2 separate regions of the Homo sapiens genome follow, and region 2 is linked to region 1. The links are chromatin contacts, found by Hi-C or POLR2A ChIA-PET in ENCODE. All regions are on one chromosome and are shown on one strand. Each heading gives the region's core, a stretch centred on a gene start or an enhancer-like site at or near the end of the contact. The rest is flanking DNA. Distances are from core to core; before and after follow the strand shown.

What was found. Hi-C counts contacts between places; a loop is a spot of excess contacts on that map. ChIA-PET counts read pairs that join two places held with the same protein, here RNA polymerase II (POLR2A). Pooled maps may share reads with other maps.
Region 2: a pooled map shows a loop between it and region 1 (6-fold over the local background). The contact joins the enhancer-like site here to the promoter of RPL10 in region 1. A Hi-C loop is called at or near these places in 3 of 50 pooled maps. POLR2A ChIA-PET finds 5 or more read pairs at or near these places in 5 of 52 experiments (CD8-positive, alpha-beta memory T cell, H1, PC-9 and 2 more).

The regions. Positions count from the first base shown.
Region 1 is chrX:154,393,712-154,399,647 of GRCh38, reverse strand. RPL10 (ribosomal protein L10) reads right to left here and starts at 1,271. Exons shown (of 7, transcript NM_006013.5): 1 at 1,254-1,271; 2 at 1,106-1,151; 3 at 252-310; 4 at 54-161. The coding sequence starts at 1,128. LOC124905228 (a long non-coding RNA gene) reads left to right here and starts at 806. Exons shown (of 2, transcript XR_007068356.1): 1 at 806-2,063. RefSeq lists enhancers at 1-270, 271-816, 1,139-1,348, 1,361-1,906 and silencers at 1,909-1,978, 2,049-2,228.
Region 2 is chrX:154,305,762-154,312,092 of GRCh38, reverse strand. TKTL1 (transketolase like 1) reads right to left here. Exons shown (of 13, transcript NM_012253.4): 3 at 2,651-2,748; 4 at 1,066-1,257; 5 at 855-982. Among named protein-coding and RNA genes, the nearest start is that of TKTL1, 13 kb to the right of the region's middle. Within about 2 kb of position 3,557, at least 2 of the 41 ENCODE cell types and tissues checked have a DNase peak (open chromatin) inside an H3K27ac peak, as active enhancers do.

The DNA of each region.
Region 1 (5,936 bases), core at 22-2,521:
GAGGGAGCACGGAGGAAGGACTGGGGGGTGACGAACAAAGAATCCTGCCTTACCTTCAGAGGACAGCTGCTCATATTCATCTGACACCATGTGGCCACAAAGCGGAAACTCATCCACTTTTGCCTTTTTCCGCCCCAGGTCAAAAATGCGAATCTTGGCATCTAAAAGGATTGGGTAAGTGTGCAGGGGGTGTCACAGACGGACGCGGAGTCCGCAGAGCCAACCAGTGCAGGGGCTCTTCCACTACTTACCAGGGACACCTCGGCAGAAGCGAGACTTTGGGTACGGCTTGTTCTTACAATACCGGTAACTGCAGGGGAGTGAAAAAACACAGGTTAGGTGAGGTTCACAGAAAGCCCAACAGGCACTTTGCCCCTCAAGGAACAACCCAAACGAGGGACGGGAAAAGGGTGGGGAATGCACGTCCACTTCTAAACCGTTTCCATTCGGGGAAATAAACTACAAAGCAACAGTTGGCTGCTGCAACACAGACAACACCCAAGACTAGAAACAACAGACACCATCTTCCGTTACTTTGTCTTACGCTTCCTATAAACACTTTGCAACAAACTTTCCTAGTTAAAAATTCTCTCTTCAAGACACTGCGTACTACAAAATCGCCGCATTATCATTGCACAGCTCAGGTCACCCAATTTAAGACTTTCGGGCACGTGGCACTAAATCCACCTCCAAGCCGAGTGGAAATGCGTCTGGCGCCCCCTGTAGGACACAGGAGGCGGCCGCACCCGTTTTTCCCGGACTGCCCTTCACGTCCGACAACGCACGCGGCACGTCGCCCGGAAATAAGACAGAGAACGCACACAAAGGCCCCAAGAGCGTATCTAGCGCCCGAAAATGCGGTGAGCTTGCAGGACACAGGCAGAGATACGAGGGAACCGTCGCTTCCACACCGACACGGGAACGAAGGAACAGACAGTAATATTGCAGACTAAAAAATAGCCGGGAGGTGTAAAACATAGGGTCAGTTCCCAAGACAGGGCCGCCGCACGGGGGAGGCTCCACCCCACAATTGTTTTCAGCGGCCATAGGCACTTCTTTCCCCGCCCGTTTCCCAGCAGTGAAAGTACACGGATTCAAGACTCACCAACGGGCGGGGCGGCGGCCCATGGCGACACCAGGATCTTCAGTGGCTGCAACGAAAAAGAGAGAGTCGGAACGGAAGACGAGAACAGACCTAAAAGGTGTGAGAACCAGCAACGGCACCGCAAGAGACGACAACTGCGCTTACTCACCACACCGAAGGGAAAGAGGCGCTCCTCCGCCTGCGCATGGCTTATATAGGCGGTCTGTCTGCGCGCGTAAGAACCATAGAGTCCTGTCGAAGACGGGTGGACGCTCTGTCAGACGTCATGACCATAGACGCAGCCGCTCTTGGCGCTTGCGCCCGGGCGTAGCCCAGCACATGCGCAGATCAGAGAGGTGACCGGGTACCAGGGCCGCGGGCGGCCAGCTGACGAATGGGGCTTCGCCACATGGTCGCGAGAAGCCCGCTTCCGGCTGGCCATCTTGGGCGTAGAACTCTTGCCCTAGGCTTTGCCGTTAACTGTGACAGACGTATATTTCTGAGAGTGGAAAAAAGGAAAGTACCCTAGGTGGGCCTCCCGGCGACCGCGAGAGTGTCCCTGAGCTTGCACGGGTCTCGGACACGCGCTCCGTGCCTCCTTCTAGGCTAGAGGCCCCGGCGGTGAAGCGCCATACGGGGATCTGGGCCCGCGTTCCTTTGTCAACCCGGGAGGCCGGAGGGGGAGACCCATTCCCCTACCGGAGAGGCTGGACCAGGCCTTGCTGGGAGCCATGCCCCGTATCCCCGTTTCCTGGAGACCCAGGGTTCGCACATTGCCGCGGGGAAGAGGTCGAGGAGAAATCTCCACGGAGACTCATGGCCTGGGAAACCCCGGGGCATCTCTAGCCCCGCTCCGCCCACCCTGACCCGCACCGTCCCGACCAGCTGCGTCTCGGGCGCCGCCTCCCATGAGCCGCTCTCGCCTGGGCACCGCCCCACCTCGCCCTTCCCACTCCACTGTGCTCAAGAGTCCCTCCGGGTGCGTCTGGGGGTCGTGGGGAAGCAGGGCCGCCCCCACCCGCCCACGGGGCAGCATCCGGGGAGAGGTGCGCAGAGCAGGCGGGCGTCCTGGGGGAAGTGGCATCTGGAGGTATCTGTCCACCATTCTGCAGGTGGGGCGCGGTGGGGTAACAAAGTCTTCCCGTCCTTTGACAGGAAGGACGGGAGGAAATCCTGCTCGAGCGCACCTGTTTTCCAGGATGATATGTCGCTTTTATAAATGGCTGCAGGTCCCTTTGAGAAAAGCTTGGGACGATTTCTGGGGTGCACTTGCAGCAGTGGTGCAAGGTCCTTCCCAGGGGAACCTAGCCTCCCTTTCCATCATGGGACTCTGGATGCCGGCGGTGACTTAGGTCTGGAAACTGGGTTCGAGGCTGTAACACCACTGGGGCAGTACAAGTCAGGAATTGCGGCGGAGTGCCGTGGCTCACGCCTGTGATCTCAGCACTTTGAGGGGCGGAGGTGGGCGGATCACTTGAGCCCAGGAATTTGAGACCTGGACAACATGGCGAAAAACCGCCTCTACAAAAATTAAAAACTAAAAATTGGCTGGGCGCAGTGGCTCACGCCTGTAATTCCAGCACTTTGGGAGGCCGAGGCGGGCGGATCATGAGGTCAGCAGATCGAGACCAGCCTGGCCAACATGGTGAAACCCCGTCTCTACTAAAAATACAAAAATTAGCTGGGCATGCTGGCTGGTGCCTGTAATCCCAGCTGCTTCGGAGGCTGAGGCAGGAGAATCGCTTGAACCCGGGAGGCGGAGGTTGCAGTGAGCCGAGACCACGCCATTGCACTCCAGCCTGGGTGACAGAGCGAGACTCCGTCTCAGAAAAAAAAAAAAAAAAAAAAAAATATATATATATATATATATTTAAAAATTAGCCAGGCGTGGCGGCACACTCTAATCCCAGCTGAGGTGGGAGGATCGCTTGAGCTCAGGACGCAGAGATTGCAGTGAGCTGAGATCACACCACTGTACTCCAGCCTGGGCGACAGAGCAAGACTGTCTCAAAAAAATTCGTGTATGGCCGGGCGCTGTGGCTCACGCCTGTAATCCGAGCGCTTTGGGAGGCCGAGGCGGGCGGATTACCTGAGGTCAGGAGTTCAAGGCCAACCTGGCCAACATGGTGAAACCCTGTCTACTAAAAATACAAAAATGAGCCGGGTGTGGTGGCACACACCTGTAATACTAGCTACTTGGGAGGCTGAGGCAGGAGAATTGCTTGAGCCCGGAAGACAGAGGTTGCAGTGAGCCGAGATCATGCCACTGCACTCCAGCCTAGTCTACAGAGAGAAACTATCTCAGAAAAAAAAAAAAAAATCTGCCTACAGGGCGGGTGCAGTGGCTCACGCCTATAATCCCAGCACTTTGGGAGGCTGAGGTGGGTGGATCAATTGAGGTCAGGAGTTGGAGACCAGCCTGGCCAACAGGGTGAAACCACGTCTCTACTAAAAATATAAAAAAATTAGCTGGGCATGGTGGCGCATGCCTGTAATCTCAGCTACTCGGGAGGCTGAGGCAGGAGAATCTGGCTTGAACCTGGGAGGTGGAGGTTTGAGTGAGCCAAGATCACACCACTGCACTCCAGCCTGGGACCACAGAGCAAGACTCATCTGTCTCAGAAAAAAAAGAAAAAAGAAATTGCACCTACAGTCTCCTCACTCTCTAGTGGGCGTTAAAATGAGCTTTCTGTAGCCAGTTTGGGCAGACGGAGGATACAGCCTAATCCTGGGTGCCCTAGTAGGTCGTGCAGGCTGTTCTCTGCACAAGGACATCTTCCTGGGGAGCGAGAGGGCTGAAATCCCTCCCGTGTCCTCGCCTCCAGCCGAGTACCTGCCCCGAGAGCAGAGTGCCTCTTGCTGATCCGCACATAAGCCTGCAGGGGTGGGTGGGGGCCCTGGAGCCCAGACAGGCACCAAGGAATCTTGCAGCCCTACAAGGTGAGGACGGGGGAACTGTCGGAGTTCCACCTGTTGGCTCCTCTCCCTCCTGACCTTCCCACGGGAATCCTTCCAACTGTTGGCTCAAAGAAATTGAAGTGGGTTTCTCCATTGCTACCCTCGCCATCTAGGACTCCACTGTCTTTTTTTTTTTTTTTTTTTTTTTTCTGAGATGGAGTTTCGCTCTTGTTGCCCAGGCTGGAGTGCCATGGCACGATCTCAGCTCAGTGCAACCTCTGCCTCCCGGGTTCAAGCAATTCTCCTGCCTCAGCCTCCCGAGTAGCTGGGATCACAGGCATGTGCCACCATGCCTGGCTTATTTTGTATTTTTAGTAGAGACAGGGTTTCTCCGTGTGGTCAGGCTGGTCTCAAACTCCTGACCTCAGGTGATCTGCCCGCCTCAGCCTCCCAATGTGCTGGAATTACAGGTGTGAGCCACCACGCCCGGCTTTTTTTTTTTTTTAATTGAGACAGGGTCTTGCTCCGTTGCCCAGACTGGAATGCAGTGGCATGATCAACACTCACTGCAGCCTCGAACTCCTGGGCTCCAGAGATGCTCCTGCCTCAGCCTCCCAATCGGCTGGGACTACAGGCACACGCCACCATGCCTGGATAATTTTTTTTTTCTTTTGTAGAGATGGGGCCTTATTAGGTTGCCCAGACTGGTCTTGAACTGCTGGAGCCAAGTGATCCTCCTGCCCTAACCCTAACCCAAAGTGCGGGGATTACAGGCAGGAGCCAACGTGCTTGGCCAGACTCCATGGTCTCTTACCTGGACCAGGACGATGGCCCCACCCAGGCCCTCAGAACTGTGGGATGAGGTGTTTGCTTCTGGCTCACCCACGAGAAAGAAACTCCCGGAAGGAAGGGACCGTGTCTGGAGCGCTCCAACTCCAGGCCCCAGACTGCAGGTATCCCTTGCCAACAGAGCTGAGGCCAGCAGGGGAAACCATTCCTGCCACCTGGACTAAGAATGAGATCCTCTTGAAAAAAACAATATTAAGAAGTGGGCTCTTCCCATCACGCCACCAGAGTCCCAGGAAGCCAGGGATGTGGGTGTCTAATGGTCCGGGACAAGATGATGGGAAACTTCACATGGAGAAGAAAATGCCCAAGAATGACTGAAACTGTCTGCAAGGTCCTGCTAAGGGAGCTGGCAGGTGCACCAGGTATGGCGAGATGCAAAGCAAGGAGCCCACTGCATCGTTCCCTGGAAGGACAAGTGCAGAGGAGACCACAGATGCCTGCGCATTTAGCGGGAGTATGGCAGTGCCATCATGGGGGAAAGGCTGTGTGACAAATGGTATGGAGGAGACTGACTGTCCCTTAGAAAATGGGAAAGGAGCCAGGCGCGGTGGCTCACGCCTGTCATCCCAGCACTGTGGGAGGCCGAGGCGGGGGGATCACTTGAGGTCCGGAGTTCAAGACCAGCCTGGCCAACACGGTGAAACCCCGTCTCTACTAAAAATGCAAAAACTAGCCAGGCATGCTGGCGTGCGCCTTTAGTCCCAGCTACTCGGTAGGCTGAGATGGGAGAATTGCTTAAACCCAGGAGGTGAATGTTGCAGTGAGCCGAGATCGCGCCACTACACTCCAGCCTGGGTGACAGAGTGAGACTCTTTCAAAAAAAAAAAAAAAAAAAGAACAGAACAAACATAAGAAAATGAAACATCAGTGTTCTTGAACCCAGCAATCCTACCCCTTGATAACCTCAGCAAGAGCAATTCTCCCTTCTCGCTAAGGCCACATTCCGTGCCATGGCCTTCGTGGCATGGTTTGTGGCACACCAGGAGCTGAAGCCCTGGGGTTGCATCACTCAGGGTGGGAATGATCAAATGTGTTGCATCCAAGCTCTGAAATCCTCTGCAGGAGCACAGGAGTCAACTGTACGTCTCCAGGGCCACAGACAAAG
Region 2 (6,331 bases), core at 2,308-4,807, 90 kb after region 1:
GGGTTTGGAGTGGGGAAAGTGACTGATCAGATCCACTGTAGAAAGATCACTGTGGCAGCAGTGTAGAGACTGGTGTGGAGGGAGGCCAGCTGGAACTTTGGGAGAGATGATGGGTGTGGCAACAGTCATGGTAGTAGAGATGGGGAGGAGTGAATGGGTCCAAGATGTAATCTAGGGGACTGGGTCTATGTGTGGGCATATGAGGGGGAGGCAGAGGCAAGGACAACACCCAGGGTCCTGCCAGGAGCACACTGGTAAAATAATTTACTGAACGGAGGGTACCAGAGTAAAACTATATTTTCGGTAGGAGTCACAGAACAGTTTTATTCTAAAATGTCTATAGTCTTTTAAAAAAATCCAGGAGCCGCACTCTTTGTGATGAGTTAAACCTGAGATAAACAATTTCAGCTGTCAGCCTTGAAATGTGATAGTTGGTGATTCCAAGCTCCCGTCTTCCCCAATTCCCAGGGTTCTTCCAGAAGAGTGTGGGCCTAGGCACGTGTGTAGGTATGCACTCTTATTTCTTGCACCTGCTCATACACACAGCACGCTTTCTGATTCTACTAACCGTAGAGATTGTTCCCTGTCAGTCCTCCGATGGGCTGTACTCCTAGCCACTCCCTTGTGCAGGCAGCACATCACTGTTCACCTGCTAGGGCTTTTGATATCTCCTATCCTAAGCAGACACTAGCTAGTGAAAATAAGAGAGCAGGAGCCTCCAACATATACTCCAGGCAGAACTGCTATTCACTAAATGAGTCATCTGCCTAGGCCCCTCTAAGCCTCTCCCGCCTCTGCTGCTGAGCGGACAGATGCTTTTAACAACCAGGAGCAGGAGGAAAGTGCTTGCTTACTTGGGGTGCCCCGGCCCTTGAAGGTCTTGGCCACCACAGCAGTGGGCTTGTGCTTCACCTGAGAAGCCTGCCAGAATACCTGGCACAGTGCCTCCACGTCCCGGCCGTCCACCACATAAGTGTTCCACCTGCCAACAGAGGAGCAGGCTGGGTTACAAGAGATGAAGGGGGCAGGACAGAATGGAAATCAAGCACAAGAGAATACAGTTACCCAAAGGCTTCGCAGCGCCTCTGATAGATGTTTATGCAGTGCTCGGCGGGCAATGCACCACTGTGTCCCAGGCGGTTCACATCAAAGATTGCCACAAGATTGTCCAGACTGTAGTAGGAAGCAAAGGCCATTGCCTCCCAGACAGAGCCTTCTGAGGACTCGCCATCACTCATGAGGCAGAACACCCGGTAGCTGGAGCAAGACAAGAGAGGTTTAGGACCCTGTGGGGGATCATCTGGGCCAACCAAACAAATGCATTTCAGGAGGAGAAACGGACGCAACTGGAGCTGCTGCTCCAGACCATTCGCTTCCCACAATCTCCCTCATCAACTCTGCCCCAGCCCAGCAGCTAAGAAAGCCGAGCTTGAAAAGCCTGGGGGCTCACAAGCAGGCTTTACCTCTGGCTAGTTTTCTGTTCTAGCTGTAAAGCAACTTTTAGGTTCTTCTGCCACATTTCCTTATCAATAAGCAAACAGGGCCAGAGGGGAAGGGGAAGAAAGCAGCATCCTTAAGTTCCCCAAACATTTACACATTCATTTTTCTGGTAAGTTCCCTTTTAAAGCATTGCCACCTTCTAATTTTTTTGTTTGTTTGTTTGAGGCAGAGTTTCCATCACCCAGGCTGGAGTGCAGTGGCGTGATCTTGGCTCACTGCAACCTCCACCTCCCGGGTTCAAGCAATTCTCCTGCCTACAGGCCCACGCCACCATGCCCAGCTAGTTTTTGTATTTTTTAGTAGAGAGGCGGTTTCGCCATGTTGGCCAGGCTGGTCTCGAACTCCTGACCTCAGGCGATCCGCCCACCTCGGCCTCCCAAAGTGCTGGGATTACAGGCGTGAGCCACCGCCTCCCGCCGCCACCTGCTAGTTCTGTTCTTACAACTTATTTACAATAATCACAACAATCAAAACACCCCACCTTGGAAACGTGTTCTGCTGTGAAGTAAATTCCTCCACAACCAACGACGTGAGTGTTCGCATCAAGAAAACACATCTGGCCAGGCACAGTGGCTCACATCTGTAATCCCAGCACTTTGGGAGGCCAAGGCAGGTGGATCACCTGAGGTCAGGAGTTTGAAACCAGCCTGGCCAACATGGCGAAACCCCATCTCTACCAAAAATACAAAAATTAGCTGGGCATGGTGGTGCATGCCTGTAATCCCAGCTACTCAGGAGGCTGAGGCAGGAGAATCACTTGAAACTGGGAGGCAGAGGTTGCAGTGAGCCGAGATCATGCCACTGCACTCCAGCCTGGCCACAGAGTGAGACTCAGTCTCAAAAACAAACCACACATCCCAGACCCCACTAAAGTGCTGGAAGTTTTAAAAAAGCTATCAACCCTAGGATAAGAATGGAAAGGCAACAGCAGCTGAAACCTTTCAACAGACCTGTGGGAGAGAAAGTGGGGCAGCCGCCCGAGGTGGGGAAAAGGCACAGGGAAGGCCTTCCAGAGGGGTCACCACGGGATGTGATGGGGACTGGCCCTTCAGGGCTCTCCACATCACGGAGATAGGTGGCTGCCCCCCGAGACTCTAGGAAGGGGATGTAGATGTAGGGCAGTTAAATGGCTTCTGGGGAAGAACCTCACCTGGCCCTGTCGAAGTACTTGCCAGTATATGCCATTCCACATGCAACTCCCAGTCCTTGTCCGAGCCATCCTGTTGCCACATCCACAAACGACAGTCTCTGTAAGAGAAGGGACCCAGTGAGCCCAGACGCAGCTGCAGGACATGGTATCAGGTGGACTCACGCACTGAGTGCAGGCTGCTCCTGTCAGCTCTGTAGCAGCGTCCCATCCGAACAGCCCCTCCCGCCCTGCTGGGTGAATTCCTCTTCCCCACACCCATATGCACCCCAAGCTTCCGATCAACGTTACAAGTGGAAAATGGGTCAAGCCCAGGGCTCAGCCTGGGCTGGAAACTCAGGTGACTAAGGTGACGAAGACATCCACTGTCCCTGCCCAGGGAGTCATAGGTAATCCATACAGTATGGCAAGGGTGGCTGGAGCTTTGGGAATAGAGACGGGGAGCCCAAGTACAAAGCAGAAAACGTAAAGTATGATTCTTGACATTTTCCCATGGCCCTTCCCGGTCATGCACAAATCACATGTTCAATCCTATGGAGGATATGGATTCTTAAAACAGAAACCAGAAAGAGAATACTCTGGTTCCCTGGTTTATAAAACTCAGGTCAACTGAGATCTTACACGTGCTCATCTAGAAGTGCCCACGCTAGAAATGAATCCCTTTCTACTAGCATCTACCCCACCCCCAACATCCTGTTTGCAGGCACAGGGTCATCACTATCCCAAGCAGAAAATGTGGCCCTCTGTGGGCCACAAGGTCATGCCAAAGAGCTGCTGCACTGACTGGAGAGGCCCAACTTGCAAGCATACTGAATTTACCCAACAGCTTCTGCAGCCACCATTTCGACCTGGTCTTAAACATCCCTTGCCTCTGTCACTGCAGTGGCCTCCCAGCCTCCCCCACAGCCATTCTCAATCTAGCCACAAGGGGGAGCCTGTTAAAACTGAAGTTGACTGATCACATCGCTCAACTTTCTAAGGTCTTCCGACCTCCCACCAAGTAGAGCTCAACTGTTTGCACCTGTCTGCCCACCCCAGCCCCCATCACCTCCATTTCTCCCTTCCACTGCTCTGGCACCCTGGCCTCCTTGCTGCTCCTTGAACACAGTGGGCATACACCTGCCTCAGGGCCTTAGCACTCATGGCACCCACTACCGGAGTGCTTGTGCGTGGATGTGGGCACAGCTCACTCTCCTGCCTCTTCCAAATCCCTGCTCAAGCGTCAGCACTGAGGTCTTTCTGGACCACTCTTTTTCAACCAGTGCCTCCTACCTCCTCCACTTTTACTTGATTCCAGATGCTTGGCCCCACCTGACACTCCATCTATTGACTTAAAAGTTTGTTTCCTGCCTGTCACCCTCCTCTGCTCAAACGTCAGCGCCATTCGAGCAGAGATGAGCGAGGTCATCACTACTGTAGATGGATGGATGGTATTTACGATTCTCTGATCTCCTGCTTCTTGCTTCCTACCCTCTGCTACTCTCTGGTTGCTCTTGACCTTCCCCGGAATTCTCTGCATGCTTTGTGCCCCCCAGAGACTCCCTTTTGGTTCTGCATTTCCAGCCCAGCAGAACTGCCCCACTCAACTCAAGTCTCTTTTGACTATGCCTCTAGCCACATCTCCCTCCCTATGGCACCCACCACACTCACGTAACAAGCTCTGGCTCCCAGTCGCCTTGCATGCCCTTGGAAGTCCTATAACATAATGGACCGAGCCTGGGCTCAGCAGTCAGACCAACTCTGCTTCCCTCTGGCTGTGAAGTGTGAGGCCAGTGGGCCCATCTCAAAGACTTTATGGGTGCAATGGAGACCAGAGCCCCCTTAGGTGACAGGAGGTCAAGGATAAAGTGAGGATAGATTGAGAAAATGGTGAGGCATCAGTATGATGCCCGTTATGGCAGAAGTGCTCCCACATGGGTGCTGTCTTTCTCAAGAACCCTTATGCTGCGGGGCAGACGATTCAGGGAGGTGAAAGGCTAGAATAAAGATCTGCTCTGCCTGGAGTATAGCTGTTTACCCCGTTCCCAGGCAAACCACAATGGACTATGCTTCATGTGTTTTCTCTTTTGTTCCAATTTCATCAGCCAGCTAAATCTGATGAACACACAAATTCTGGCAGCCGAACAGGGCCTGGTGTGCTGCTGCCCGATAGAAAGCCTCTTCATCCCCTAAGGCCAATGGCTCTGATAGCAGCTGTTATATGACAGTCTAGATTTTTCTTTTTTTTTGAGACAGGGTCTTGCTCTATCTCCCAAGGCTCAAGTGATCCTCCCACCTTAGCCTCCTGAGTAGCTGCAGGCACGCACCACCACGCCCAGCTAATTTTCGTATTTTTTGTAGACACTGGGGTCTTGCTATGTTGCCCAGGCTGGTCTCAAGAGATCCTCCTGCTGGAGCCCCCAAAGCACTGGTGTGAGCCACTGTACCCAGCCTTTCCTTATTTTAAACCAGAAATCTAAACACCCATATTGCGTTTATATATCTATTTTTTTTTCAATTTTCATTGTAAAGAGGGCTGGAAGCGGTGGCTTGTTGCCTGTAATCCCAGCACTTTGGGAGGCAGAGGTGGGCGCTTGGGCCCAGGAGTTTGAGGCCAGCCTGGGCAACATAGTGAGACCATGTCTCTACAAAAAATACAAAAATTAGCCGGTCGTAGTGGCACATGCCTGTAATGCCATCTACTCAAGAGGCTGAAATGGGAAGATCGCTTGAGGCCAGGAGGTCAGGGGTGCATTGAGCTGAGACCGAGCCACTGCACTCAAGCCTGGGCAAGAGCGAGACTCTACCTCCCCAAAAAAAGAACAAAAAAAGATGTAAAAAAAGTTCAAGTTTATAGACATGTTTAAAGCCTAGCACAATGATTTCCTTCCTGTATACTGCTTACCTCCAATAACCAACTGAAAGCAATGGAAGGCATTTACTTCATCCCTCTCTCCACACATGCGCGTACACATGTAAATTCTATTTATTTTTTGCCAAACCATTTGATGTTATGGTTCAGACACCAAGACAAGGGTCACAATTATGACCTTTAGGCACTTACTTCAGCTATGCCCAGTTTTTGTCTTCACTTCCCACTGTGCTAATCTGGCATTTCTATTTGGACACAGTACTCTACCCAGCCAGATTTTTCTTTTGAGATGGAGTCTTGCTCTATCGCCCAGGCTGGAGTGCAGTGGCACGATCTCGGCTCACTGTAACCTCTGCCTCCCAGCTTCAAACAATTCTTGTGCCTCAGCCTCCCGAAAAGCTGGGATTAGAGGCATGTGCTACCATGCCTAGCTAATTTTTTTTTTTTTTAAGTGGAGACGGAGTTTTGCTATGTTGACCAGGCTGGTCTCGGACTCCTGGCCTCCAGTGATCCACCCACCTCAGTCTCCCAAAGTGCTGGGAGTACAGGCGTGAGCCACTGCACCCGGCCCCTAGCCAGGTTTTAATTTGCTTCGGGACACAGTGTACTTTGAGATGGCATCAAACCAGCCACACATTCTCAAACTGACCTTGTTTTTAAGGTTCTTTTTCTTTCCTATCACCCATGATACTTCATGAAGTGGCTGGTATTTTGCCCAATCTCATGAGAAGTGCCCATCAGTTTCAGGTCAGATGTGCAGAAACATAGAAGAGGAAGCTAACTGACAGGGGTGGGATGTCCCTCCCGGTTACACTCAAGTTCCCCCAGGCTCA